2 separate regions of the Homo sapiens genome follow, and region 2 is linked to region 1. Evidence: chromatin contacts called from ENCODE Hi-C data. All regions are on one chromosome and are shown on one strand. Each heading gives the region's core, a stretch centred on a gene start or an enhancer-like site at or near the end of the contact. The rest is flanking DNA. Distances are from core to core; before and after follow the strand shown.

Region 1 (2,831 bases), core at 85-2,584:
AGGTGGCTGAGTTTGACGTGGTTAGGAACTTAACGAAGGCTAGTGTGACAGGAGCTTAACAGAGCCGGGAGAGTGGTAGTAGGTTACATTAGCCATGTATTTTTATATCAACGGCCTAACCCTTAAGCCAGGCAGCTGTTGGGCAAATTCGTGTTCCCAGTCTTCAGGGGCCTTGCTCAGAACAGGTAGCTGGTTTAGCACTGTCAGTCAGAGGAGGGACTGGGCCTGATCCTTTCCCCTGCGTCTGGTGCCAAGGACAGGGTAGGGCACAGAGGTTTCAGTCAAGATCTGCTGACAGCACGCTTGAGAAGAGAACAGGAAGTGCAGGCTTTGTTGAAGGAGGCTCAGGCGTGGCTCTGTCTTCTTTGGCGCACTCATTCTCAAGTCGCTGACACCTCCTCCACCAGAGAGGTAGCTGGGAGAATGAGATGCAGGGAGGAAGCATTTACAGGCCCCACCGAAAAACCTTAAAGGGCTGAGAGCTTGAGGGCAGGTAGGAAAAAGGGCTGTGAGAGCTAAGGGAGGGCATCCCACTTAGCTTGGAGGGGAAGGGAGGCGGGGTCGGGAAAGCAGATGGCACCCTTTAGCCCAGACTCAAGGAATGTGTAGGGGAATTTTAGCTAGAGTGGTTTGGACATTTCATTTTGCTTTCTGGCATCATCATTTCCTCAGAAAACACTCGCAGGCCCCAGTGGCCCTCGTGGGCCTCCCCCGGGGCGGGTCTTAGCTTCACTCGGCAACCCTCTGCAAAAGAGCAGGCCCTCCCAGGAGCGCCGAGTCCTGTCTGCAGTTTGCTGATTTTCCCACCAGGGGCCGCTGCGCATGGGCGACGAAGCGCGCGGGTTCCCAAGCCGCAGAGAGGCGGAAGCCGATTGGTTGTCAGGCGAGGCGCGAGGGCGGAGCCTGGGAACTGGCCGGGAGTTGGGGGCTGGGAGCTCGCCCCCGGGCCGAGCCGGGTCAGGCTGTTGTCGCCTCAGGCAGCTCCTGGGAGGCTAACGTCGTGTCCTGGGCCTCTGTTTAGACAGCTCTAGAACTGAGGCGAGTGGAGCAGCACCAAGGCCCGGAGATCGGGGCAGGGCAGCTGCTGTCGCCGCCGCCGCAGGCCTGAGTTACCTGAGTAACTGCGGGTCAGGGACCCGCCCGACGGCCCGCGGTTGGCGCTGGAGACTCTCGGTGGGGAAAGGGAAGCTGGGACTTGATCCTTTGCGCGGGATCCTGGCAAAGACTAGCGCGGGCCGGGGGTCCGGGAGAGCCCGCTAGGGGCGGGGATTCCGGGGAGCCGTCTTCACCGGTTATTCCGGGATCCAGCTGGGCGCTGGGGCTGGCCCGGGCTTCGCTGGGGACCGGGCGGCGCGGGGCGGGCGCGGAGACGCACGCCCCCGCCCGCCCCGGGCCCGCCCCGCGCCGCCCGCCCGCCTGGAAGCCGCTGTCCTGGGCCTGGCCGGTGTGCGTCCGCCTGCTGGACCTGGGCACCGCCAGCCGCCTGGGCACGGGACTGGGCGGGGGCGCTGACCTCGGCCTAGGAGGCCCAGGATCCCGGAGACGCCCGCGCCCTCAGGACCCTGCGGGTCGCACGCCCTCCCCAGCTTCTGCTGCTCGCCGCTCTTCGGCAGGGCGAGGTCAGGTGCCCCCTTCTCGCCTCTCTTCTCTTCTCTTCTCTTCCTCCTCCACTTCTGTGCCCGCGGAGACTCCGGCCGCCCCCTTCCGCAGGGGTGTAGTAATCTGCGGAGCTGACAGCAGCCCCGCAGCCACCCTGCCCGAAGTCTCCGGAAGCGGCACGAGCTCAGGCCGCCGCAGCCCCGGCGGACCCACTGTTGGACCTGAGGAGCCAGCCCTCCTCCCGCACCCAAACTTGGAGCACTTGACCTTTGGCTGTTGGAGGGGGCAGGCTCGCGGGTGGCTGGACAGCTGCGGAGCCGCGAGGGCATCTTGCCTGGAGACCGTCGGCTGCACTCCCGGGCTCCTGGCTTTGCCTCTGGGATCCCGAGGTGTCCACATCAGACGCATGTTGACTGAGACCTAGAGTCATGGATGTATGCGTCCGTCTTGCCCTGTGGCTCCTCTGGGGACTCCTCCTGCACCAGGGCCAGAGCCTCAGCCATAGTCACAGTGAGAAGGCGACAGGAACCAGCTCGGGGGCCAACTCTGAGGAGTCCACTGCAGCAGGTAAGGCCTTGCTGCGGGCTGGACTGGGCTGGAGGCTTTGGCTCAGGACTGAGTGGCCCGAAGTGGGCAAGTTGAAATCTAGGTTTGTACATGTGAGGTTCATGGAGGATTCACACATGGCACTGCCTGTTCCAAGTAGTTCAAGAAGTTCTTTCTGGTCAGTAGTCATGGCAAATGCCTGTATCTTTCCTGAACAACTTTCCTCATCCCCCGCACTCAGGATTTTTTTTGTTGGCAGTAAGAAGAAGCCTTTGGGGCAACTTGACCTTTTAGATCAGCAAGGAAAGACCCCATCTTAGGCCTACTTGTCTGGAAGAATGGCCTGGTGAGATGATAAGTTCATTGCTCCTATTCGGTTTTAGTACTGAGCAGCATGGGGGAGGTTGGGGCCACTTATGTTGGAAAGGGAAAGTTAAGGCTGGGCCACCTCTGTTGCCTGAAAGCCTGGTGTTCAGGTGTGCCTATTCCAACAACCGTGGGAACCCTAGTCCCACCCTTCCCTTAGGTAGTCTTGTCTCTTTGCTGTGCGCATTTGAAATATCCAGGCGGTTTCTTAGATGGAATCCTATTTACAACTAGGGTGTTAAATGGCCTTTTCTTGACATAGACATGATATAATTCCTGGGACCACTTGTTGACTTATTCTGTTTCTTCTGACTGATGAG
Region 2 (2,757 bases), core at 201-2,700, 5.9 Mb after region 1:
ACGACCCTGTGGCGCAGGTCTGCACGGCCAAGGGGGTTCCCTGAGCTGGTGGAGCGGCGTGGCGTGGCCTAGGAAGTCCCTGGGCGAGGGAGGCGGGGCGCGGCGTGGTGGGGGCGACTGGGTGGTGCAGGCCTGCGCACGCGCGCAGCCGTGGGCGGGACGGGCGGCCTGGGGGCTTCGCCGCCAGGTGGCAGGCGTGCGCCACGCCCGCAGGTTCCAGCCCCGACCCGGGCGCGCGGGGCCGACTAGGGTCGGGTCCAGTGTGCGGTGGTCGCTCCGCTCCGGGCCGCTCCGCTCTGGGCGTCAGGGCGCGGGGAGCTGCCCCGGGGTTCTGTCCACCGGGGAGGAAAGCCACGAGCACTGAGCGCCTCCTGAGAGCCAGCCCTGACGTGAACTCATTTTATCTGCCACGACCCAGAAGGTGGGCGCAATTTTCCTATGTTCCAGGTGTGAAAAGTGAGGCTCAGGGAGCTAGGCAGTTGCCCAAGGGGACACAGCAGTGACGGCTCTGGGACGAAGCCCAGGTGTCCAGACGCGATGGCCTCTTCCCGCGTTCTCGGCGGGTACGGCGCGCCGCCTGCCTGCGGCCCGCGGGGAGGTGGTCGGGTGGCCGCCCCGGCTCCTCCTCGGGCCCCTGAGGATTTCCGGCCGGGACCCCGAGGAGGGCCCTGTGGCCTTGCGGCATCCGTGGTCACGATTCCAGCCCCACACGGCCTCCCGCCAGTCCCTGCGAGTGCCCAAGACGGGGCCGCCCCTCCCGTCTCCTCCCTTCTCTCCCCTCCCCGGCGTCTCCCGCCGAGGGCGCTGCAGGCGGCCTGGTTGGGATGAGGGCGGGCAGGCGGCCCACAAGCAGGGGCCTGTTTCCTGACTCGTTTGACCCTGGCTGTCCCTGCGGAGGCCCCAGCAGACCCAGCAAGGTCATCTAGGGCGAAATTCCAGTCTGAGCCCTGAGCAGTGACTTAAGTTTTCCCGATAAGGCTCAAGAAGGGACACAGATTGTCCTCCCCACACCCCGCACTCTGTCAGCACCTCCACTCTGGTGAAGCCTCTGCTGCAGACAGCCCGGCTCGAGAAGAGACAAAGATAGACTTGGGACAGATAAGGACAGAGACAGCCAGGGAGAGAGGGGCAAGGAGCTCAGAGGTGAAGATGGGGCCGCGCCGATGGGGAGGCAGCGGGTCTGCGGCCGCCGAGATGGGAAGTGGGCCCTGGAGCGGGCTTGCCGAGCCTACGACCGGGGCTGGGATGTTGGAGGAAGACGCGGTCATGAGGGCTGAAAAAGAAGGGGTTTTTGGTATGGTAGAAAAATGGATTGGGCTGGCAGCTCGAAGGCCACAGCCCTGTACCTCTGGGCCTGGTCTCGTGTGTGCACCTGGGACCGGTGGGTGAGGGGTGATGTAGAGTCAATGAGGGACGAGCTCGCTGAGTCTCCAGGAGGCAGGAGTGGAGAGGGCGAGGGAGGGAGGGTAGGACCTGTATACCTACGGTGGAGGGGGCAGGCGGGGGACAGATGCTGCTGGGCCAAGACTACTGAGTCTCTCCTGCCTGCTGGAGGTCCCTAGCTCAGGACTTATTCCATGCACACTCTGATAGAATATTTACGCCCAACACTAACTGTTTGGCTTGGCAAATAAGCAAAGCCATAAAGTCACAGCTGGCCTGTAGGCTCCCAGTCACCATGTGCAGCTGAGTCACAACCACTTCCCCCACCCCCTGGGGAGCAAGCGCCTATGCTCATGCCTGCACTCAGACACATATCCACACAGATACCCACAGATGCCGCGTGCCACTGAGTCATAGCTACCTCCTCAGAGAGCACGTGCCTGCATGTACTTGCACACAGGTCCCCACAGATGCCATATACACCTGAGTGTGAGTCATCATCACCACTGAACCCTGAGGGAGGGCACCCAGAGTGTGTTCTGCCATCCTTGCTTAGAGATACCCATATACACACATATACAGATATGTGCCCACCACACATCCTGTTGTACCTGCTGCATCATACCAGCAGATCAATAAATGTTTGTGGAATGAATGAATGAGTAAACAAATGAATGAACTAACAAGTGAAAACGTGAGTGACAACCACACTGCGTGGATACTCAGTAAAATTGGTTGGGGCAGCCCTGCGGGGTGGGTCCCAAGCTCTGTGTCCAGAAGGAGTTGTCTTGCTCCAAATATATCCTCTGTGGGCGGGCAGGGAGCCAGGGCTGCCTCCCAGACCCTGACTTCACTGGGCCGGAGGCCCAACCTCTGAGGAGTTGAAGAAAATTAACAAAGAAGAGGCCCTGGCTTTCTGTAGCCAAGGCTGAGCTGTGAGATGAGTTGGTGGGGGCATGTGTACTCTGGAAATACCACTTACTCAGAGACCTGAGATGCAGGACAGAGTGCTCTGCTGAAGGGCCCAGAGAGGACTGGTTCTGGATTGGGCTTCTTGGGAACTCTGCCCCAAATGTGCAGAATGTGCAGGAGGCCTGGTTCCACTTGAGATCTGGGGCAAATACAGTGCTTGGGCTGAGCTGGTGATTGCAAAACTGAGGCCCCCTATTAGACAGTTTTCCATCTAGGCCTGCCCTTCTGGCTTGGGCTTGTTCCCAGAGCTGCTTTCCTGTCTCTCCCTTGAATCTTCTTTTCTGAAGCCCCTGTGTCTCTGCCCTAATTCATCATCTGGAATATTTTAATATTACCCCAACTGGTCTTCCCGCCTTTAGACAGTAAGACCTATCTATCTTGCTTATAGCTGTCAGAGTTATT

Evidence for each region. A loop is a pair of places that touch in the nucleus more often than their neighbours do.
Region 2: a map of vagina shows a loop between it and region 1 (29-fold over the local background). The contact joins the promoter of LINC02709 here to the promoter of STIM1-AS1 in region 1. A Hi-C loop is called at or near these places in 1 of 168 maps with a recorded cell type or tissue (vagina).

What each region holds. Positions count from the first base shown.
Region 1 is chr11:3,854,244-3,857,074 of GRCh38, forward strand. STIM1-AS1 (STIM1 antisense RNA 1) reads right to left here and starts at 1,335. Exons shown (of 2, transcript NR_183662.1): 1 at 1,114-1,335; 2 at 80-415. It overlaps STIM1 (stromal interaction molecule 1), which reads left to right and starts at 1,421. Exons shown (of 13, transcript NM_001382567.1): 1 at 1,421-2,166. The coding sequence starts at 2,028. MIR4687 (microRNA 4687) reads left to right here and starts at 1,819; the gene lies at 1,819-1,898. RefSeq lists enhancers at 397-466, 676-1,621, 1,837-2,046, 2,197-2,276, 2,287-2,336 and silencers at 807-856, 1,337-1,396, 1,457-1,616.
Region 2 is chr11:9,758,083-9,760,839 of GRCh38, forward strand. It overlaps LINC02709 (long intergenic non-protein coding RNA 2709), which reads right to left and starts at 1,451. Exons shown (of 3, transcript NR_033972.1): 1 at 1,347-1,451. SBF2-AS1 (SBF2 antisense RNA 1) reads left to right here and starts at 211. Exons shown (of 3, transcript NR_036485.1): 1 at 211-421. RefSeq lists silencers at 21-420, 541-660.